Linked DNA regions of Homo sapiens: all the other regions are linked to region 3. The links are chromatin loops, found by intact Hi-C in ENCODE. Cell type or tissue: PC-3. All regions are shown on one strand.

What was found. Hi-C counts contacts between places; a loop is a spot of excess contacts. Peaks named below come from ENCODE experiments on the same cell type or tissue, not always from the same donor. Only the 100,000 strongest peaks of a DNase experiment are listed, where the experiment ranks them.
Region 1: a loop joins it to region 3, with 6 times the contacts of the local background. A loop is called at or near these places in 4 of 110 quality-filtered maps.
Region 2: a loop joins it to region 3, with 4 times the contacts of the local background. A loop is called at or near these places in 4 of 110 quality-filtered maps.

Annotation. Positions count from the first base shown.
Region 1 is chr1:64,276,600-64,284,599 of GRCh38, forward strand. No RefSeq gene overlaps it. Among named protein-coding and RNA genes, the nearest start is that of UBE2U, 77 kb to the left of the region's middle. In PC-3, no CTCF peak of the experiment used is centred here; DNase peaks (open chromatin) are centred at 3,612 and 6,012; H3K4me3 peaks cover 512 bases; H3K27ac peaks cover 2,730 bases.
Region 2 is chr1:64,480,445-64,488,444 of GRCh38, forward strand. The region is part of intron 1 of CACHD1 (cache domain containing 1); the gene reads left to right. Among named protein-coding and RNA genes, the nearest start is that of CACHD1, 14 kb to the left of the region's middle. In PC-3, a CTCF peak has its summit at 6,825; a DNase peak (open chromatin) is centred at 4,437; H3K4me3 peaks cover 387 bases; H3K27ac peaks cover 986 bases.
Region 3 is chr1:64,339,153-64,347,152 of GRCh38, forward strand. No RefSeq gene overlaps it. Among named protein-coding and RNA genes, the nearest start is that of CACHD1, 130 kb to the right of the region's middle. In PC-3, no CTCF peak of the experiment used is centred here; DNase peaks (open chromatin) are centred at 4,149, 4,589 and 6,529; H3K4me3 peaks cover 1,322 bases; H3K27ac peaks cover 3,695 bases.

The DNA of each region.
Region 1 (8,000 bases), 63 kb before region 3:
AAAAACCCTTCAAAAAATTAATGAATCCAGGAGCTGGTTTTTTGAAAGGATCAACAAAATTGATAGACCGCTAGCAAGACTAATAAAGAAAAAAAGAGAGAAGAATCAAATAGATGCAATAAAAAATGATAAAGGGGATATCACCACCGATCCCACAGAAATACAAACTACCATCAGAGAATACTACAAACACCTCTATGCAAATAAACTAGAAAATCTAGAAGAAATGGATAAATTCCTCGACACATACACTCTCCCAAGACTAAACCAGGAAAAAGTTGAATCTCTGAATAAATCAATAACAGGATCTGAAATTGTGGCAATAATCAATAGCTTACCAACCAAAAAGACTCCAGGACCAGATGGATTCACAGCCGAATTCTACCAGAGGTACAAGGAGGAAATGGTACCATTCCTTCTGAAACTATTCCAATCAATAGAAAAAGAGGGAATCCTCCCTGACTCATTTTATGAGGCCAGCATCATCCTGATACCAAAGCCTGGCAGAGACACAACCAAAAAAGAGAATTTTAGACCAATATCCTTGATGAACATTGATGCAAAAATCCTCAATAAAATACTGGCAAACCGAATCCAGCAGCACATCAAAAAGCTTATCCACCACGATCAAGTGGGCTTCATCCCTGGGATGCAAGGCTGGTTCAATATACGCAAATCAATAAATGTAATCCAGCATATAAACAGAACCAAAGACAAAAGCCACATGATTATCTCAATAGATGCAGAAAAGGCCTTTGACAAAATTCAACAACCCTTCATGCTAAAAACTCTCAATAAATTAGGTATTTATGGGACGTATCTCAAAATAATAAGAGCTATCTATGACAAAACCACAGCCAATATCATACTGAATGGGCAAAAACTGGAAGCATTCCCTTTGAAAACTGGCACAAGACAGGGATGCCCTCTCTCACCACTCCTATTCAACATAGTGTTGGAAGTTCTGGCCAGGGCAATTAGGCAGAAGAAGGAAATAAAGGGTAATCAATTAGGAAAAGAGGAAGTCAAATTGTCCCTGTTTGCAGATGACATGATTGTATATCTAGAAAACCCCATTGTCTCAGCCCAAAATCTCCTTAAGCTGATAAGCAACTTCGGCAAAGTCTCAGGATACAAAATCAATGTACAAAAATCACAAGCATTCTTATACACCAATAACAGACAAACAGAGAGCCAAATCATGAGTGAACTCCCATCACAATTGCTTCAAAGAGAATAAAATACTTAGGAATCCAACTTACAAGGGACGTGAAGGACCTCTTCAAGGAGAACTACAAACCACTGCTCAAGGAAATAAAAGAGGATACAAACAAATGGAAGAACATTCCATGCTCATGGGTAGGAAGAATCAATATCGTGAAAATGGCTATACTGCCCAAGGTAATTTATAGATTCAATGCCATCCCCATCAAGCTACCAATGACTTTCTTCACAGAATTGGAAAAAACTACTTTAAAGTTCATATGGAATCAAAAAAGAGCCCACATCGCCAAGTCAATCCTAAGCCAAAAGAACAAAGCTGGAGGCATCACGCTACCTGACTTCAAACTATACTACAAGGCTACAGTAACCAAAACAGCATGATACTGGTACCAAAACAGAGATATAGATGAATGGAACAGAACAGAGCCCTCAGAAATAACGCCGCATATCTACAACTATCTGATCTTTGACAAACCTGAGAAAAACAAGCAATGGGGAAAGGATTCCCTATTTAATAAATGGTGCTGGGAAAACTGGCTAGCCATATGTAGAAAGCTGAAACTGGATCCCTTCCTTACACCTTATACAAAAATTAATTCAAGATGGATTAAAGACTTAAACATTAGACCTAAAACCATAAAAACCCTAGAAGAAAACCTAGGCATTACCATTCAGGACATAGGCATGGGCAAGGACTTCATGTCTAAAACACCAAAAGCAACGGCAATGAAAGCCAAAATTGACAAATGGGATCTAATTAAACTAAAGAGCTTCTGCACAGCAAAAGAAACTACCATCAGAGTGAACAGGCAACCTACAAAATGGGAGAAAATTTTCGCAACCTACTCATCTGACAAAGGGCTAATATCCAGAATCTACAAAGAACTCAAACAAATTTACAAGAAAAAAACAAACAACCCCATCAATAAGTGGGCAAAGGATATGAACAGACACTTCTCAAAAGAAGACATTTATGCAGCCAAAAGACACATGAAAAAATGCTCATCATCACTGGCCATCAGAGAAATGCAAATCAAAACCACAATGAGATACCATCTCACACCAGTTAGAATGGCAATCATTAAAAAGTCAGGAAACAACAGGTGCTGGAGAGGATGTGGAGAAATAGGAAGGCTTTTACACTGTTGGTGGGACTGTAAACTAGTTCAACCATTGTGGAAGTCAGTGTGGCGATTCCTCAGGGATCTAGAACTAGAAATACCATTTGACCCAGCCATCCCATTACTGGGTATATACCCAAAGAACTATAAATCATGCTGCTATAAAGACACATGCACACGTATGTTTATTGCGGCACTATTCACAATAGCAAAGACTTGGAACCAACCCAAATGTCCAACAATGATAGACTGGATTAAGAAAATGTGGCACATATACACCATGGAATACTATGCAGCCATAAAAAATGATGAGTTCATGTCCTTTGTAGGGACATGGATGAAATTGGAAATCATAATTCTCAATAAGCTATCGCAAGGACAAAAAACCAAACACCGCATGTTCTCACTCATAGATGGGAATTGAACAATGAGAACACATGGACACAGGAAGGGGAACATCACACTCTGGGGACTGTTGTGGGGTGGGGGGAGGGGGGAGGGATAGCATTAGGAGATATACCTAATGCTAAATGACGAGTTAATGGGTGCAGCACACCAGCATGGCACATGTATACATATGTAACTAACCTGCACATTGTGCACATGTACCCTAAAACTTAAAGTATAATAATAATTAAAAAAAAAAGAAAAAAAGAACATTTAAACATTTATAAACATTTTGATAAATTTAAAAAATAATAATAATAATAATAGATCATTACTATGCAATGTGAATTGTGAAAGGATAGGCCTGTCCTAGATAACTAGAAGCAACTTGCCCCCAAATGTTATGCCAAGACAGGTTCTTTGTCTATTTGGTAAAAAGTAAGACACTTCTAATTTTTAATGTGTATAGATCTTTTTTTAAAAAATTGATCATAATAACCATATTTGGAGATCTGCCTTCATTTCTCCTGGCTCTAGAATTTATGTTCCATACAGACTGGAATTCTGTTTTCCTCAGTGCTGTAGCCCTTGCACCTTCACCAGTGTCTGACATGTACTAGCTACTCAATAATTATTTAAATGTGGCCTTCAAGTCCCTTTGTAATGCATCTACATGGACAGCAGAGAAGAGAAGGCAGTGACAACGGTGCTTTCGTGGTGGAGGCAGAATCATTCTATGTGTTCTCATTGGTGTATACAAGTATTTTTGTTCTTTTTTGTTGCTTAATCTTTTTTTCTGGTGTTATGATTTAATAAGAGGAAGTGTAGCAGAGTAAATATTGCTCATCTGATGCAGTGATCACCATTCCCAGCTACGGTTGGCTGGAACTGAGGTAGGATAAGGGATTGGCCTCATACATTTTTGGTGTTTGAATCAATGTGTTTGTAAATTGGAGAATATGGCAGTCATAGCAGAGAACAAACAGAAGAGCGGATACTCCATTTTTATTCTTCAGGAACTTCAAGTCTAGGTTTTACTTTCTCACTCCTGACCAACAGCAGTGACTTTGAAGGGGACAAGGGACCATCGGCTCATTCTTTTGTTTATTCACTCATTTATGTACATATTCAATAAATATTTATTGAGTTGGAATAAAGTGAAGTGGTGTGATGGGTGAAGTTCAAGCTGGGTTGGGAGTCATGGGGGCAGGAGGACACTTAATCCAGATTTAAGAGCTCAGGAAAAGCTCCCTGCATGAAGCAGCATTTAATCTGAGCTCTGAATAATAAATGGAGTTAACTGGGCAATAAAGGGAATTGGGGAAGAGTGCATGGGCCAAGGGAACAGCTTGCCTTGCAACCTACCAGACACAGGTGAGGGGACACAACACCTGAGAAGACCTGAAAATAGTTGGCTATAACTGCATTGCAGAATTGATGGGCAAGAGATAAGAGAAATGAGGTAAGAGAAAGAGGCAGGGGCCAGACCATGCTTGAGACAGGAACCACATGAGAAGTGATGGAGACCTGCCAAGGGCAGAGCAGAGAGAAGACAAAAAGCGGATGGATTCCAGGTTGCGTAGAAGACTTGGTGATGAATTGGACTCCAGGAGAGAGGAGTCAGGGATTCTGGTTGACATGAGGGATGATGGACCCATTTACTAAAATAAAGGATTAAGACATTTTGAATGGGAAAAGATATTGCTAATAAGTTGAGATCCCCACAGACAGGCTGACTGACTATTTTTTCCTGCCAGGGCCAAACTTAATATCCATTTTAATCTGAATCCAAATGGAAAAAGCTGGGTTCTGGATTCAGCCAGATTCAGTTCAGACCCGTGCGCCAAGCTATGTGATGTGATCCTAGACAAATTACAGAGGCTTTCTGAGCCTTACCTCCCTCATTGTAAAATGGAGAAAAGAATAATATTTCACAGCGTCATTATTGGAGTTAAATAATAAAATGCATATAAAGTGCTTCACACAGTATCAGGTTCAATAAATGTTAGCTAGAATTATTGTGTGTGAAGATGGTGGAAAGAGGAGGCAAGAGAATTAGGCACAAAGGCTGCTCAGAAAACTTAAGAGGAGTGGAGCTAGGCGGGAAGCTTGGGAAGTGGGGAAGAGACCAGGCCTGGGGAAATGTAGTGGGCTCTGACCCCTAGACTTTTGCCAAGGCACTTCATCCCAGTGAAAGTCTGATCGCAAGATGTGCTTGCTCCCCACCCTGGAACAATCTGAGCTGCGTCTCCTCCCCAATCCCTTATTACTCCTGCAGTATCTGTCTTTTATCTGTTTCCCAAATCCCCAGCACTGCATTAGATGGTAATGCTCTGAAAAGTACACATTAAAAACTTCCTTCTTTCAACAAGAAAGAGTTTGGGTTCTACAGCACTGCATTCAAGTGCACAGCTCTGGAGCCACACTGCCTGGACTCCCCTCTGAACACCACCAAACACTGGCCGTTGGGTGGGCAACAACTCTCTGTGTCCTGGTTCCTAATCTGATAAGAGTAGTAACCACTAAGAAGTTTTATGTGAGGATTAAATGAATTAATAGTTCTAAAGCACCTAGAGCAATTGCTGGTCCAAATTCAAGTAAGCCCTGAGTAAGTGTCAGCTGTTATCACAGTGTCAGAAGAAACCCAGGAGAGCCAGGCCAGTGCCTCTTTAGGCCTTGTGCCCTGAACCAAAGCAGCGTCCAAACCAGTGGTTAATGAGAGGCAGCCAGTTGCCTGGGATAGCCCATCCTGTGGTGGAAGGAGATAACAATGGCAATACTTATCAGTTCTCAGTTGTTATTTCATTTAAGTTCACAATTCATGGGGTAGGTATTATTCCCCATGTAGAGATGAGGTAACTGAGGCTCAAAGAAGTTAAGGATCTTTGTTGACGTTAGAACCCAAGACCCTGTAAGGGTATTAACATTTTATTCTGCTGGGAAAAATCAGAGATTTTGAAATATAATTTGGGAGCCCATGAATGGCCAGAATCCAAATGGCACACCCCAGAACACCTAAAAATGTCAGGGATTGGGAAACCACAATTCTGGTGTTCTTGATGGAGATTCTTTTGTTTGTATGACAGTTGCTTCTCTAGGACCCTGCAGTGCTTCCCGCCTCCCGCCTGGCTTGAGTAGGGGCTGCACGATCACATCTGCTCATCTCCTTCTCTTCCAGCCCTGCTGACCTGGCAGGCTGCCAGCCTAACAGCCAGGGCATTTGGGGAGGCCTGATTTTAATAAATTTCTATTTCCTGTAGAAAACCGGTTTTTTCAGTGGCTTTGTAACCCAACCATTTTTGATCACATCAGGACTAAACCTGGCAGCCAGCTTGGCAGCTTGTGCACAAATTGCATACAAAGGCAGATTGTTTAGCCTTTATTGTAATTCAAAGCAACTTAAGGAAAAGGGAGGGACAAAAAGAAAAGAAAAAAGTGAAAGAAAAAAATAAATCCAATTATATTATATAATTACATAACACAGTGAACTTCTAATTCTCTTTAAGGAAAATACAGAATCAATTAACCTTTCTGTCTGTTTCCTTTTTCTCTCTGTCTCAAAGTTTCTCACACATGCACACACACACACACACAATAGTAGAGCAGACAAATAATGAATTCCAACTTGAAATCTTTTTTCCCTGTCTTTTTTTTTTTCTTTACCAACAACATCTCACATTCAAGGAGAGTTGGAGAAGTAAAAATCAGGAAAATCCTGAGGGAAAAGAGCATGTTTAAAAGATTTTAGAGACAAGGAAAAGAAATAAGAGTGGGTCTGAGACAGTGAATGAGAGGATGAAAAAAACTAAATGAGCAGCAATAAGAATGGGCATCTTAAAATCATCAGATTAAGAGAGTTTGTGGAGTTAGAAATTATATAAATCAAATGACTAGAAAGTGTTAGATTTCTAATTCTCAGAAAGTGTTACATGGCAAGCTAAGTTTTGGGTCTTCCTTTTTCAACTTGACCAAATATCTCTGCCCTTTTCTGTGTCCTTCTTGGGTCATGAATGCTTGTATCTCAGAGTAGTGCCTATTAGAGTCTCTGCCTATGTGCCAGACAGGCCATCTGACTAGAGCCATGTTTTACACTTAGGCCTTCTTCTCAGCTGCCTGGATAAACTAGTGTGTTCATGAGGATGTTAATATGCTCCCATGTCATGTTCGCATTGTTCTGGAGAGATGTACAGGCATCGTATTAGAAATTCTAGACACCTGGGCAGGTCTGTTGGGGAGATGTTTTCTGCATGAGCACTCCGTGTGTTTGATCATATCATAGGGTGATCCATGATTCATTTATAGCAGAACAAACCTTGTTGGGTATATATCATTAAGAAGGGCAATGGCCAGGTGCAGTAGCTCATGCCTGTAATCCCAGCACTTTAGGAGGCCAAGGCAGGAAGATCACTTATGCCCAGGAGTTCAAGGCCAGCCTGGGCAACATAGCAAGACTCCATCTCTACTTTTATTAAAACAAATAAATTATATTTTTAAAAAAGAAGGACAAGCGCAGAGGCTTATTGGCATTGAGGGTCAATGAATGGCCTGAATTATTAGGGTGTGCAAATCGAAATAATGTAGGATTCCAATGAGGGTGGGTTTTGAAGGCACTGACTATGGATTCCAGGGCAGGGAGATAGCTAAGTGGCAAAAGACACAAGTGAATTAAACCAAAATATTGGACACATGGCCAGGTAGTTAGGCAGAAAATGAGTAACTAAGTTATAAAATGAGTAAATAAGAAATCCAAACAAGCTAATCATAGTTTAAACTTGAACCCAGGGATGGATAAGGAAATAAAACAGAAATTTTAATTCAACTGAACAACCATTATGCCATTATGTCCTTGGCATGTGTTGGATTCAAAATTATAAGACACAGAGCTTACCATCCATATTTCATTTTCTTTTTCTTTTTCTTTTTTCTTTTTTTGCGACGGAGTCTCGCTCTGTCGCCCAGGCTGGAGTGCAGTGGCGCCATCTTGGCTCACTGCAAGCTCCGCCTCCCGGGTTCACGCCGTTCTCCTGCCTCAGCCTCCCGAGTAGCTGGGACTACAGGCTCCACCACCATGCCCGGCTAATTTTTTGTATTTTTTAGTAGAGACAGGGTTTCACCGTGTTAGCCAGGATGGTCTCGATCTCCTGACCTCGTGATCCGCCCGCCTTGGCCTCCCAAAGCATCCATATTTCAGTCTCTTTTGGGGTGGAAGTGTGAAGTTGTGGACCACAGTGTATATATTATACGTGAAACAAGTAGAAATGGGTTTTT
Region 2 (8,000 bases), 140 kb after region 3:
AAGAAAGTTTGGCTTAATGATTTAATGGCTGTAAACTTAAAGCTGATGGTCTCATTTGACAGCTGACTAGATTTTTAAGTTGTTAAATACCTAGAAGTCAGTGAGCCAGTGAAGAAAGTTAAAAAATTCTTAGACTTACTAGAATGTTGTTAGATTTTTTTTTTAAGTGCAAAGGTAAGTGGTCAATAACTATCATTGCGAACCAGTACCATCCAAACAATTTTTATTTTTTTATTTTTTTTTTTACTGAAAAGGTAAGTTATTTAAAAATACTTTAGAGGAGGAATGACTTTGTTTTGTGTTTGTTTATGTAAAAGCCACAGAAGAAAATTCCACCTGTAATTTTCAGGTAAAGTTCTATTTTGAAATTGGATTTTATGACCTACATCTCTCTCCCTAGTCATTAAGGGGATATGAAGTTGTTTCTTTCTCTCTCTCTCCCTTTTTTTTTTTTTGGGTGAAAATTGCAGTAGGATTACTACTTTGGAGGAATCATTCATTTAATTTGATGATGGAACAAACTAAATGTCATTTAAATGTTTCTTTACCTTGCCCTCTTTTTTTCTGAGTTCAAAGGTAGCTTTCTCTACTTCAGATTTGCACAGTCAAATGATTTCAGAGTTAATTACAGTTTGAAAAGTTCCAACACCTAAACACCAGAGTGGGGAATGTAAAAAGTAGCTTATGGTCCATATTTCTCTGGATATAGTATGCTTTATTGTAATTGTAGAGTGGAAGCCAGGGGAGTAAATTCTTATCTTGTACATGATAATGTCTTGGTTCTCTTCCAACCATAACAGTTATTATAAAGATGCAGTCAAAGCCCAAGACGGCAGCATTTTTTTTTCTTGCTTCCCCTTGGATTTTCATTTTATTTTATTTTTGCATGGAGTATTTTTAAAGATATTCAAGGCCCTGGTGGAAGGACGGTGAAAATTGGCAAACCAGTGAAAATGAATCTGAATTTTTAATTAGGCTTTGAGTTGTTTCTTCAAAGTGTGGACACATCATTAGGGATGTAAGTCTTGTTGCATTAGCAGAGACTGACATTTTACTTCAAACGCAGAGAGTGCAGCTGTCCTGTGCAGATAAAAGTCGCCAAGTATGGAATAGCAAGGTGGATTGGTAGATAATTAGCTGTCCCACATTACTGCAGTGTGGAAGAAGCCTGCCAGTCATGGGCAGGAAGGAGGAATTATTAGCAGGAGAAAATCCAAGTGTGTCATAAAGCAATTTGGAATCACTTCAGCTGTGGCAGAGCTGATAAGGCTTATGTTAAGGAAAAACAGAAACTGAGTCTAGTATATGGTGGCCAACTTTTCTTGCTTTCTTTTAAATAAAATCTTAATTCAAAAAACAAATTGCTGGAAATTAATGATCTATAAATATGCTGAAATATAGATTCATCAGTCTGCTTGACTCTATATATAAAAATTTAACCAGCTTACAGTAGTTTTATTTCCATGTCACTTGAAAATAAGGTAAGGATTCTATATAGGAAAAAATATATTACAGAGAAGCCGTGAACCCATGGCAATTACTGTGCTGTATATTACCATTAAAAGATATTTGAAGAAGAAAATTGGAAGTATATCATCTCTGATATAAATGTATAATATTTATAAATGGTTTCAGGATATTTTCATGTCTGTATTACTGGTAGCATATGTCTGTGTATTTAAATATTTTAAGAGTTTTTCTGTGATCATTGCATTCATTTCTAAGGGACTAGAGGTGTAGAAAGACCTGTTGGGTTTCTTGTCCATCCTCTATCATTTGCTAACTCACATGAAACTTCATGGGATTTTTTTTTTCCCCACTTGGATTACTCCGTGTGCCTCTGCCAGAATACTGGCCTTCTTTGTTCTAACACAATCCGCTTTAATTGATTGGCTCTCTCTAAAGCCTATATTTCTCATGACAGCCCAAAGACAGGATGTGCTGAAATGGGTTGGTTTCCATAACTTTGCTTGGTGGTGCCTGAACAAGAGTTGCCCTTGGCCACTGCAGGAGACAGCCAGTGCTTTTTGCCGCTTTTTCTGCTCCCTTTCTAGGGGACTGTTAGTCACAGAGTTGTTGCTGCTGTTGTTGCTGCCCTGAGTGGTTTTGGGGGAAAACCTGGAGAACATAGATTGGGTTTGTTTGTTTGTTTTCTGTTGCAGTCTTGGCTATTTGATCCAGAATTGGCTTCACTGAACCATTTATGAAAAGGGGAAATTTGCCACTTCTGTAGTCTTCAGGGGGGTTAGCCTGTGTGCTAATTATGAACCAAACACATTTGTTAGGAGTGTTTTAAACTTGAGATAGTATAATTTCAGATGACCATAAAAGAGGCAAATACATTATTTGCACATATTCAGATAACAAATGTAGGCAAGAGTTACAAGCAGTAAAACATCCTGGAGATTACTTATTAGAGCATGAGCTCTTGCAGGAAAGAACACAGACTTACTCATCTGCGTAGTCCTGGTATGGTTACCCCTGTCTGTGTCACATCATGAGGACTCAAAAAATGTCTAGACCACAGACATTGCCCAGCAGCCCTTAAATGGTAGACTTTGTAACTTTTTAGTAGTTACTGTTACAAATTTAGCTTTTACTACTGTGTTTAATGTGTCCATTTCATTACTTTAGAATTACCAGGAAATGTCTAGGGTCTTTATCTGCTACTAAAGATTAAGAATGTTTCAGGTGAGTAGAAGTATCTGCTACAGTATCAAGCACATTAGGACTCTAAGTAGACTCTAAGTATTAGTTGGTTCTAATGTTTAATATATTCACCTAGAGAAAGTTGGGCTACATTTAGGAATGTAAAACATACAAAAATGATTGTGTACTTGCAAACTATATACTTGAAGCTGCTTTATCCTAGAGGTTAGACTTCATTAGTTAATTCATTTCACAAATCTTTATTGAACACAGACTATGTGCCAGGTATTATGCTTGGATTTGAGTTTATGTTGTCACAAAGAGACTTGGTTCCTACTCTTATGAAATATGCAGCCTGCTAGGGGAAATAGACATTAAACAAATAATCTTATAAATATACATTGTAAATTTTGAGTAATGTTTTGAAGGAAACATGGGGCCTTTAGAAAGAGTACCAAGGGCAGGCTGGGCTGGGTGTGGTGGCTCACTTTGGTAATCCCAGCACTTTGGGAGGCCGAGGTGGCAGGACCCCTTGAGGCCAGGAGTTCAAGACCAGTGTAGGCAACATGGTGAGACCCTGTCTCTACCAAAAAAAAAAAAAAAAAAAAAAGTGCCAAGGAGATCTTTTAGAAATGCAAGTCAGATGTCATACCTCTGCTTAAAACTCCCTAAAGGTTCTCATCTGACTCAGTAAAATCCTGAATTACTGGTGGCCTTCACAGCTGTATGTGATCTGGCCCCTGCCACCTTTGTGACCTTATCTTTTACCTTCCCCCCCCCCCTTGCATATAACTCTGTTCTTTCAGCACTCCAAGCACATTCCTGACCCAGAACCTTTGAACTTGCTGCTCCTCTTGCTTGGGAACAGCAAGAAGTATCCTTGCCAACCCTCTTTGAAACAGCACCGTCCCTTGCCCTTCCTCATTGTTTCCTACCCTGTTTCTTTTAGTGTTCGTCATGCCCCCTAACCTCTCACAGGTAAGCACTGTATTGTTCAATGCTATATTCCTGTAGAATGGTGCTTGGCACTTAGAAGTACCCCATAAATCATTATTGGACAAGGGTTAGCGGGAGCGACAACTCTAAAAGGGAATCTGAAGCAGTGATGGAAAGGAGGAGCCAATCAGGGGAGGGGCTGGGGGCCTAGTAGAAGGAGGAACCAATCAACGGAGAGGTTGGGAGGGGACTTGGCAGAAGGAGGAGGAGCCAACCAGGGGAGCGGTTTAGGGGGTCTAGCATTCCAACAGAAGGAAGAGGCTTTGTAGAGGTCTTGAGAGACAGGACCTTGGTGTAGTTTAAGAACTGAAAGAAAGCCAGGCGGCTGACAGCATACAAGCAGAAGGGTGATGTGAAGGGAGGAATTTGGGTTCTTATTCCTCTTCAATTCAGGTATATTTCCCAGTAGCTCTTTTAGGCGTGGCCAAAAGTGTACAGTTCTGTGGCATTAAATACTTTTCATATTGTCGTGTAACCATCATCACCATCCATCTCTAGAACTTTTTCATCTTCCCAAACTCTGTACCATTGAACAATAATGCCCCATTCCTCCCTCTCGCCAGTTCCTGGCAATCACTGTTCTACTTTCTATCTCTCTGAATTTGGCTACTCTAGGTACCTCATAAAAGTGGAATTAAACAACATTTGTCCTTCTGTGACTGACTTCACTTGGCATAATGTCTTCAAGGTTCATCCATGCGTAGCATGTGTCAGAATTTCCTTTCTTTCTAAGGCTGAATAATATTCCATTGTGTATATGTGCCACATTTTGTTTATCCATTCATCCATCAATGGACACTTGGCTTGCTTCCACCTTTTGGCTACTGTGAATAATGCTACTACAAACATGAGTGTACAAATATCTGTTTGGGTCTGCTTTCAGTTCTTTTGAGCATGTGCCCAGAAATGAAATTGCTAGATCATATGGTAATTCTGTTTGTCCGAGAAACTGCCGTACTGTTTTCCATAGTGGGTGTACCATTTTACTTTCCCACCAGCAATGCACAAGGGTTCTAATTTCTTCCCCTCCTTACCAATACTTGTTTTTTGTTTGTTTGGTTTATTTGTTTTACAGTAGCTATCCTAATGGGAGTGAAAATATACACTTTTTGTTGAAGTTTCATGAATTTTGAAAATGCAGTCATGTAACCAACACCACAGTCAAGATATACAACAGTATCATCACCCCCCAAAATTATCTGATGCTGCTCCTTTATAGTCAGTCCTTTCCCCACCTGAAACTCCTGGAAACCATCGATATATTCTCCATATCTATAGTTTTGCCTTTTCCAGAAGAGGATAAATGGAAACATTATGGTGTGCATTTTGAGTCTGGCATCTTTCATTTAACACAGTGCATTTGAGATTCATCCATGTTGTATGTATCAGTAGTTAATTCCTATTTATTGCTGAGTACCATTCTGTTGTACAGATATGCCACAGTTTGCTTACCCATTCACTAATTAAAGAACATTTGAGTTTTTGTAGTTTTTTGTTTTGTTTTGTTTTGAGACAGGGTCTTGCTCTGTCACCCAGGCTGGAGTGCAGTAGCATGATCACAGCTCACTGTAGCCTCCACCTCCTGGACTCAAGTGATCCTCCCATCTCAGCCTCTTGAGTGGCTGTGACCACAGACATGCACCATCATGCCTGGCTAATTTTTGTATTTTTTGTAGAGATAGGGTTTCACCATGTTGCCTAGGCTGGGAGTTTTTTGATGTTTCAAATCTACTATTAAACATTCAGGGTTTAATAGTAGTTTTGGGTTGAATGTAAGTTTTCATATTTCTAGGGGTGGGATTACTGTGCCATATGTTAAGTGTATGTTAAACTTTATAAGAAACTGCCAGTCTATTTTCCAAAGGGGCTATATTAGTTTGTATTCCCACCAGCAATGTATGAAAGTCCTGGTTGCTCCACAGCCTCACCACAACTTGGTAGAATCTGTCATTTTAATATAAGTCATTGTAAAATGTGTGAAATGGTATCTCATTGTTGTTTTAGTGAATATTTCTCTAATGAACAATGATGCTGAGCATTTTTTCATGTGCCTATTTGCCATTAGTATATCTTTTTTGGTGAAATATCAAAACCTTTGCTAATTTTAAATTGGGCTGTTTATTATCGATTTTTAAATAATTTAATGATTTTTATTAAATTTGTAGCATTATGCAATGAGCACCACTATCTGGTTTTATAACATTTCCATAACCAAAAAAGTTTTCACATATTCATTTATTGTCAAGTTTTGAGAGCGCGCGCACACACACACACACACATACACACACACACACACACACACATACACATACACACACACACATACACACACACACGTATTCAGATGTGTTTTTTATCTTCCGGATGTGGACTAAGTTCTGCTACTACAAATTGATTTTCTTTCGAGTGACATTGTTCTCAAAGGAAATTTGCTTTTATTATTTAAATAATAATGACATCCAGGATTAGAAATAATAAAGTGTAATCCAGGGTGTATAGAAATCTTCAAGAGAGCTGTGAGTTTTGCAGTTCTTGTTTTCAGCTAAAAACAAAGCATTATTTAGGATTTTTGGGTCAATGTGGCCTGTGTAGAATCTTGGGTTTAGTTAGTCAATCTGCAAGAAACTGTAGATTGAACTTCTGTTATGCACAAGCACAGCTTTGGGAGCTGGGAGCACACTGATGGATAGAACAGAGTCCCTGCCTTTAAGGAGCTTACATTCTTATAAGAGGGAGATAAATATTTAAACATGTAAATGCTAAGTACATGTAATGTTGGACCCTGACCAGTTCTGTGAAGGACATAAAGTAGGTTAACATGGAGTTCAAAGAAGGCTTCTTGGGGGTGCTGATATTTGAGTGGAGGCATGAATGATGATTGGTAGCAGCCTAGGAGGACCTGGAGTAAGGAATAAAGCATACAGAGACCTGTGGAGGGAAGGAGATCAGTGTGTGTGAAGGGCTGAAAGAAGGCACTGAAGAAAGGTGGGAATAAAGGAAGATGAGCGAGGATAGGATCACTGTGGAGAACAAGTTTGGATTTTGTTCTGGCTGAAATGGGAAGCCACTGGAGGGTTTTAGGCACAAGAGCAAGGGAGTTGGCTTTTGCTTAGAAGGATCCCTCTGGCTGGTTCCATTTTTTTCTCTTACTCTCTTGGCTCTGTCACCCCCTGGCTGTCAGTTTATCCTCAGGCTGGTTTTGCCTGTAGTAAAATGAGTACATTCAGTAGAAGAGGGCACCTTTCTCCCCCCAGGCTTTGAAGGATGCCTTGGGCTCACTCTGATTGGACCTTAGTGGAATACAAGAGAATGGGATTACATTAGTTTATGCCAATCAGGACCTACTCCTAGAGCCCAAAGCTCCTAGAGCTGGGTTGATTCTACTCACATTTTATGACCTACACAATCCAGTGATTTGGATAGCAGAGAGGTGACACCAATATTTACTACAATTATCACTGTTACCATTCCACTGGCAGTAGACTACAGGGAATGATTTTGATCATTTTGGCTAGTGTCTTGGTTATGCTGGACCTCCTTTTTTAAAAAAAAAATGTAACTGATTATCTACTTAGCACCTGCCATACCTAATTTCAAGACAGACATGAAACAAAGGAAATGCATGGTGGTGTTACGTCAACCATAGTGCCAGGAACTGCTTAATTCATTTGGTTAGTAGAAGAATTCAAATCAATTAGTTTAGAAGGCAATTCTAATACTTTATGTATTTGAATATAATTTCAACTTTTTGTGAGGTGATGTGATTGTGGTTTGGAATTGTCCATGCTGGTGGGGTTTACATTTTACAAACATATTACTACAGATACAGCTTCAAAATATAATATGTTTTATAGATAGAACTGGGTTTTTAAGTAGCTGGTGGTAGATGCTTTTATGATTTATGTTTTGTAAGTTTCAATTCTTTGACCAATCTCTGTTTGTCCATCTCTAATTTCTGGTTGGCTGTGTCTGTTCTATGATGATACTGAGAAAAGTTACAAAGAGAATTGGTACTTTTGGATGTGGTTTTTAAACAGCCTGCAATTGTTTCATCTAATTAGTGAAACTAAAATACATGATTTTTATAAATGATTTTTGAGAGGTTTCTAGTTCCCAAAAAATTAAAATCTATTCGGGACAGTTATAGAGAATTCATTGTACAGAGAATCTCATTATGACATAGTAAAATATTATTGAGGTGAAGTATGAAAACATCCTTTTTGAGTTTATCTTCCTCATAAAAATTTGTCTTCTATTTGATGCAAATCAAGATTATATAGGACTTGCATGTAACCTGGTAAATTTCTTGTTGAATTTTCATTTAGTGTTTTTTGCTCATAAATTATTGAAGTGAG
Region 3 (8,000 bases):
CTCTTACTTGCACCTAAAAGTCTCCTAAGTCTCTTAGTCTCAAGAGAAAAATCATAGGAAGCCAGGCTAAGTTGTGTATTTCTTCACAGGCATTTATGTGGGTGGGCAGCCCCTTCTGGCCCCTAGTTCTGGCCATTTAAAAGTCACAGCTGCTCTCCTAATGGTTCCTCCTTTGCAGCAACAGAATCGTCATAGCGCTTTAGAGATGTTCTTAACTTGAATCATATGAAATTGCCGATACTTGGTCATTTTTGGCCCACAAAATGGCAATTTCATATGGTTCAACCAATTAGCAAGAATCAGCTGCTTCTTTTTTTTTTTTTTTTTTTTTTTTTTAATCTTTTGAGACAAGGTCTGGCTCTGTCACCCAGACTGGAGTGCAGTGGTGTGATCATAGCTCATTGCAGCCTTGACCTCCCATGCTCAAGCAATCCTCTGGCCTCAGCCTCCTGAGTAGCTGGGACTATGGGTATGTGCCACCATGCCCAGCTAATTGTTTTTATTTTCAGTAGAGATGAGGGCTCACTACGTTGCCCAGGCTGGTGTTAAACTCCTGAGCTCAGGTGATCCTCCTGCCTCGATCTCCTAAAGTGCTGGAATTACATGTGTGAGCCACTGTGCCTGGCTACAGCTGCTTCTTATAACTATGTATAAGGGTCTTTGCTTTCCCTACAAAATATCTTTTCTATCCTTCCACCTGTCTTCATCCCTGTTACCCTTGCCCTGGCCCAAACCAATGCCATCTCTGCCCTGGAGGTGCTACTAGTAGCTCCTAAGCAGCCCCCACCATTGTTCCTGTCCTCCTCCAATTCACTCTCCATGTTGCAGCCAGAGGGACCTCTTCAAAATGGAAACTGATCCTCTCCTACTTGAAATCCTTTAATGATTTCCCATTCATCAGAAAAACGTTTCAGAGTCCGGGTGCAGTGGCTCACGTCTGTAATTCCAGCAGTTTGGCCCTTTGGGAGGCCGAGGTGGGCGGATGGCTTGAGGTCAGAAGTTCAAGACAAACTTGGCAAACATGGTGAAACCCCATTTCTACTAAAAATACAAAAAAAAAAAAAAAAATTAGTCGGGCGTGGTGGTGCGCACCTGTAGTCTTACCTAGTCAAGATGCAGATGCATGAGAATCACTTGAACCTGGGAGGTGGAGGTTGCAGTGAGCCAAGATCACACCACTGCACTCCAGACTGGGCAACACAGCAAGCCTTTATCTCAAAAAAAAAAAAAAAAAATTTTAGAATCCATAAAACATTCTCAAGGCTCCCTACAACCTGAACTCCTCCTGCATCCCTTGACTTTCTTAGCTATCTTCACTTCCTCAATTACAGCGTTCTCCCTCTCTTACCTCTTTTTCTCTGCTTATGCTATTTTGTTTGCCTAGAGCATTCTCCCTGTCACCTGTTGAGATGGGTTGTCTGTCATCAACTTGGTAAAGCCATGCCTGTCTAAGAATAGGAACTACATATCACAGAACTCCCTTTCTCATTGGCAATGAAATGAATTTGTGTCAGACTTGAAAAGCGGAAATGAGGGAGTCCTTTACTCACCCAAGGCCATGGCAGTCAAATATGGTGGCTATTTGCTGGTAGGCCATACATGGAGAGCTTGCCACATTGGACGCTTCATAGGACACTGTGTTTATTTTCACCTGTCATCTTTCATTTTGTATGCACATGTTGAACACCTTCTATTTACAGACACTGTGCTAGATTCTGGGGAAGAAAATTCAATAGGTTCCAGTCCTGAGGAAAGTCTAAGTCTACTTAGACAGACAGGTAAATAGGGAAGACAGACAGGTAAACAGACAGTTACAGGACAGTCTAGAACCATAATTTGAATTGGTTACGATGAAAGTCTAAACATCTCAAACAAAGAGAGCCAATAACACAGTGGCTTAGGAACAAAGAAGTGTATTTCTCTCTTATGTAACAAATCCCCAGTGGGGAAGTTTCTGCCCCACACTGTCATTCAGGGTCCCAGGTTCCTTCCATTCTATTATTCTACCAGCTCACATGGTATTGTCCTCATTTGCATGACTGAAGGTGAGTGGCAACACATCTGTGCTCCCACTTGCAGGAAGCGGGACAGTTATGAAGGAGCATGGGCAAAACATTTTAAGGCCCAGAAATAGAAGTAAGCATATCATTGACATGATATTGATGTGAACACACCTAACTGCAAAGTGGGCTGGGCAGTACGGTTTCCAGCTGCAGCTCAGGTACTACAGGTCCAGGCTCCACTCCATTGTTAGAGAAGGAGAAAAGAGATGTGGGCAACTAGCCTTCTCTACCAGATAAGTGAGAATGCAATTGAAACACATGAAAGATGTCTTCTTCAGTGTGAGGGAACGAAGGAAGTGGTGGCAGAAGAAATGTCCCTTGAGCTGCATCTTGAAGGATGAGTAGAACTTGGTCATTATGATAAGGTGGCAGAGTGTTCCAGGCACCTGTGAAGAACCCCCAGTTTGGTAGGACCACATAATTCAAGAAGATGGATGAAGTCAAAATCATATTTCATAGTTTTTTCAGTCTTTCTGAGATGACACAAAGTCCAGGCCAATCTAGTCCAGTATGTAATCAAACTTCAAACTCAGCCACTGCGAATCTTCTCCCCTGCCCTAGACCTTTATGATGACAAGAGAAGGGTGCATGACTGTGTCTTTCCTCTTTCCTTGCTCTACTTCCTCCCCCTCTAGTTGGTTGCTGCTCTGGGCCCTGCCTGTATCATAAGAAGGAAGGAAGAATAAGTAAGGGTTAAGAACTGTCTTACTTGGCTCATATAGTTGTGCTCTGGCTTTGGGCTTTCCCAATGTGGCAGAGGCACCATTGCCGGCTCTTTCCTCTGTAAGACAGTTTGGTGGGTCCCTTGGAGATTACCTGCTGGAGGCATCCTTTCTAAAGACAAGCACTGCCTCCCTGAGATTGCATTGCCTTCTCCAGCTGGCCATTGCGTGGTCCACCCCTCTGTTGAGTCCCATTATCACTCCAGGAGGTACTTTTGGGATAGGTCCTTTTTTTTTTTTTGGAAGAAGTCTTGCTCTGTCACTCAGGCTAGAGTGCAATGGCGTGCTCTTGGCTCACTGCAACCTCTGCCTCCCTGGTTCAAGCGATTCTCTTGCTTCAGCCTCCCGAGTGACTGGGACTACAGGCGTGTGCCACCATGCCCAGCTAATTTTTTTGTATTTTTAGTAGAGATGCGGTTTTGCCATGTTGACCAGGCTCGTCTCAAACTCCTGACCTCAAGTGATCCACCCACATCGGCCTCCCAAAGTGCTGGGATTACAGGCTTGAGCCACCACCCCCAGCCAGGTCCCTTTTTAAATAATCCCAGGATAGTCCTTTCATGAAACCTTTATCTAGTCCATAAGAACTACACCCCTTGGCTTTCCATAGCTAGAAGTGCAGCTATCAGTATATCAGTATAGGTCTTTCTGTATTTCATTCTGCCACATCTAGCAGCCTTTAGATTTCTCCCTTGAGAGTTGCTGGGTCCTGCAAATTCCAGGGAACCCATATTAAGTTGTCTGAATGATTCTCTGGGCTCTCTTTTCACATGGTCCAATGTAAGGGTAAAGTACCACAGGTAGGAAAGGCAAAAATCAGCATACCTACAACTGTCTCCAAAACAGTCCTTCCAGATGACCTCTTCAACTTGCTCTTCTAAAGGTTAGAGGTGGGTTATGACCTGGTGCCAGGAGAACCTCTCCACAAGTCTGGCACAGATGTTCTAGCATCTCTAGGATGTGAGAGTGTTCTTAGCCTTTAGTCCTCTAATGAAATTCCAACAAATCAGGAAAAGTCTTTTTTGATAACCCATTAACATATTCAATGAAGTTTTTTTAAAAATAGGTGGTATTTGAAATTTTTCGATATTGCTTTTATGGCATAGTTTTTAAATCATTGGCTCATCAAAATAGTGGATTATCATTCAACTGATTCAACTGTGGGACCACTGTTAAACGGATGCTACTTTCAAAATTAAATTGAGAATGAGGATAATTCACACACTAACCCACCATTATAGAGAATGCTTGCTATTCCCTAGCCAGCAATGTGCACTCTCTGGGTTAACCACCCCACTTCCTGATGCTTGGTTCTCCGCTCACCCCTCCTCCAGTCTCAGGAATGGTCATTCATCTAACAAACATTTACTGAGCACCTACGCTATGCTGACTACTGTCCTAGGTGCTGAGGATACATTTGTGTATAAAACAGACAGTTAGGGCCAGATAATAAACAAAATAAATAAGTAAAATGCATAACATATATTAGCATGTGATAAGTGCTCTAGTAAGCCATTTCCCACATGTCGTTCCAGATGTGGGAGAGATTTATAATGTAAGACACCATAGTCCTGAGAGCTGGCATTCTAGCGAAGAAGAGTATGTAAACACAATTATAATACAATGCTGCTTAAGTGAGTCAGACAGCAGGGGTGTGTACTGAATGCTAAGTGACTAACCCTGCTTGAGGGCATCAGGAAAGGTTTCATAGGCTTTCTGTTTGAAGAACACAGTATTGTATTATAGAGAAGTAGTGATAACTATCTTCAACTGTAAGCTCCTGGCAGCTTTTCCCAGAGCCCCAGGCAGTTACCACCCTCCCAGTGCTTGCTTCAGCTTGTGCCTTCATTCCTTTCTCAGGTTCGACACTGAGGCCAGAAGCAGTGCTAGGTGGAGAGTTCCTTCTTCCAAAGACGTAGCACTCTGATAAAACAAACAAAAAAACAAAAAACAAAAACACCTTGGAGGAAGCAAAAGGAAATATGACCTTATGTCTATGGTCAGTCCACGAGACCCATAAAAAAGGAGGTGGTCAGCTGACCTGTCTCTTCATGCTCCACTCCATCTGCCCTCCAGCCAAAGGCTCACTCTCTGTGAAGCTGGATCCAGCTGGGCCACTATACTCACCCATGTTTCTTTTTAGAGGGGAAGCTCCTGGCAAACACTGCCTTGTATACATCTTTGCATGAGCCCGCAAAGCTGGCACAAGGCTTCCCCCACAGCAGAGTCTCAGTAAATAAAAATGAAAGGCAATGAAATGAATTGTTCCAAAGGCAAATGTTCTGCCCCTGGAACACACTGTTGCTTATTGGGATGATTTTGGATTCAGACAGACTAGGATTCTAATCCTGATTTTCTCCTTGTCGCCAAATTACTTTACCTCTCTGAGTCTCTTCCCTATATTTGTAGATAAGATAAATTTGTTGTGATGATTAAACAAGGTATTAAGATAATGCTTAGCGAGGCCGAGGCCGGGTGCAGTGACTCATGCCTGTAATCCCAGCACTTTGGGAGGCCGAGGTGGGCGGATCACGAGGTCAGGAGATCAAGACCATCCTGACTAACACGGTGAAACCCCATCTCTACTAAAAATACAAAAAATTTTCCAGGCATGGTGGCAGGCACCTGTAGTCCCAGCTACTGGGGAGGCTGAGGCAGAAGAATGGCATGAACCCAGAAAGCGGAGCTTGCAGTGAGCCGAGATCACGCCACTGCACTCCAGCCTGGGCAACAGAGCCAGACTCTGTCTCAAAAAAAAAAAAAAAAAAAAAAAAAAGATAATGCTTCGCACAAGGCCAGGCACATACTACTAGCTCAGTACAGGGGTACTATCACTATTATCAAGGTTAGAAACTACCAGGAGGGTGTTTGAACTCATTAATAAATAATAAAAAGCTATTTAATCATTACAATTCACCAACAATCTAAATGTTTCCTTTGAGAGGTAGTGAGCCATCCATCACTGGAGGGATTCAAGTAGTAAGACTGGATAACAGTTTCTACATCAGAAATTTCTGTACTTTGGTGACAGGTGGGAGTAGCTACGCTTCTTATGCCTTTCAAGGTAAAGTCGGCTGAGGTTGATTCTGGAGGAGAGATTAACAATTGAGAACGTGGCCTTTGGAGGCAGCCAGGCTGGCTTCAAATCCCAGCTCTGCCACTTTCCTAGCTCTGTAACTCAAGGAAAGTTACTTATATGTGCCTTAGTTTCCTTTTTTGTAAAATAGTTATACTAATGGAACCCCAGCATGCAGAATTATCACAAGGATTTAAAAAGTCATTATTTTGTGAACAATGACTCCTCATCTTCTGGTCTCAGGCAGACAGTGCCTCTCAACATCTACATAGTGACCTACTCTAGGAATCAATGGATTGTGACTTGCTTAAGGTCTCAGCTAGTCCCCCTCCCCATAAAATCCACACTTTGATTAAATTGAATCATTAAAGAAAATGTTAACACAATAGAATCAGTACTTTGGGGGCAAATAAGCAGAATCCACGTGAAAGTTTTGAACCCTGGGAAATGCATGAAGATGAGGGCTGTCCAATGTCTTCCAGTCTCCTGGCAGCCAGAACATGTTAATGTAGTGCTTCCCAGAATAACCACTCCCACCCCCACCCCTCCTTAGCTCTCAGAGCAAAGGTAGCTTGTTCATCTCATGGGATTTTGCCAAATGTGTTTGCAGAGCAGTCTCCCAATTAAAAAGCCCCAGGAGAAAAACTCCTTTACATAATGCCAGCATTTGCACACACACACACACACACACACACACACACACACACCTTATCTTGAGAAAATCATGCTGAGTGAATCACATCATTGGGAGTTGTGACTAAGACACTGCTGAGACCATTCATATCACCCCGTGCATTCAAGGAAAACGTAGCCAGCTTAGACAGAATGGTTCACATCTCGAAGCATGTCCTGAGCATCCTTGGCCTCCTTTTTCATCCCTCCTTTTCCCTGATCCCAAGAATCCCTGGCTACATCTTAGAGCCCTTCTATCATCTTGCTCTCTACATCCCTTTCTTCCAGAACAGAAAAACATTAGACATACATTATCAATTAGCTGAAGACACTTTGCCTGGCACTCCAGCACACTAACGTGTTCTCTCAACCAGAAGCTGAGCCCCAGGAACAGGGGCTTAAGGTCTCTGTGGGCCCTGCATCTAATTCCTCTTCTCCAGAAACAGCATCCCTATTTTCCTTTTTAAATTTGTTGTTGTTGTTGAGATGGGGTCTCGCCATGTTGCCCAGGCTTGTCTCAAACTCCTGGGCTCAAGCGATCCTCCCGCCTTAGCCTCCCAAAGTGCTGGGATTACAGGTGTGAGCCACCATGGCTGGTTCCAATTTTCCTTTAGAGACCCACTCCTTTTCAACCCCAGACCGCACGAATCAGGTAGACTTAACTGTTCTCCTGGAACTCAGAGGCAGGCATATTACTCTGACATGATGTATAGGAGTACCACATGCCTACCGCCACAGAGAAAAGTCAAGAGGTTGGCACAAGACAAATGCTGGCCAATGAAAGCTAATGAACATCAGCCTTAGGAGTTTTGTGACAGGCTGTCATCCTAAACTGCTAGGGAAGAAGAAGGAGATGACCCTGTAGATAGAGCTCATTTGAGAATGAAGCCAGCACTAAGGGAAAAAGATCTGCGACACATAACAACACTAAGTTACAATGACATTGCTTGCACTCCCAGATCCAACTACATCTGAAGCTTATTAACCTTGAAATTTTCATTACATGAGCCAATAGATTTCCATTTGCATGCATGGAAAAAATTCGACTTTTGAATGGAGGTTTTTCCTCTTTGCCAAAAAAATATTAATTTTAGGAAAACTATGGAATTTTTTTTTTTTTTTGAGACAGAGTCTCACTTTGTCACCCAGGTTAGAGTATGGTGGTGCAATCTCGGCTCACTGCAACCTCCACTTCCCAAGCTTAAGTGATCCTTCCACCTCAGCCTCCTGAGTAGCTAGGACCACAGGTGTGCACCACCACACCCAGCTTTTTGTATTTTTGTTAGAGACAGGGTTTCACCATGTTGCACAGGCTGATCTCAAACTCCTGAGCTCAAGCAATCCACCTGCCTCAGCCTTCCAAAGCGCTGGGATTACAGATGTTAGCCACCACGCCTGGCCATGGAAGTTATTTTTTAAATGCAGATACATACTGGGAGGGTAGCCTGCCGTATGATCTGACACTGC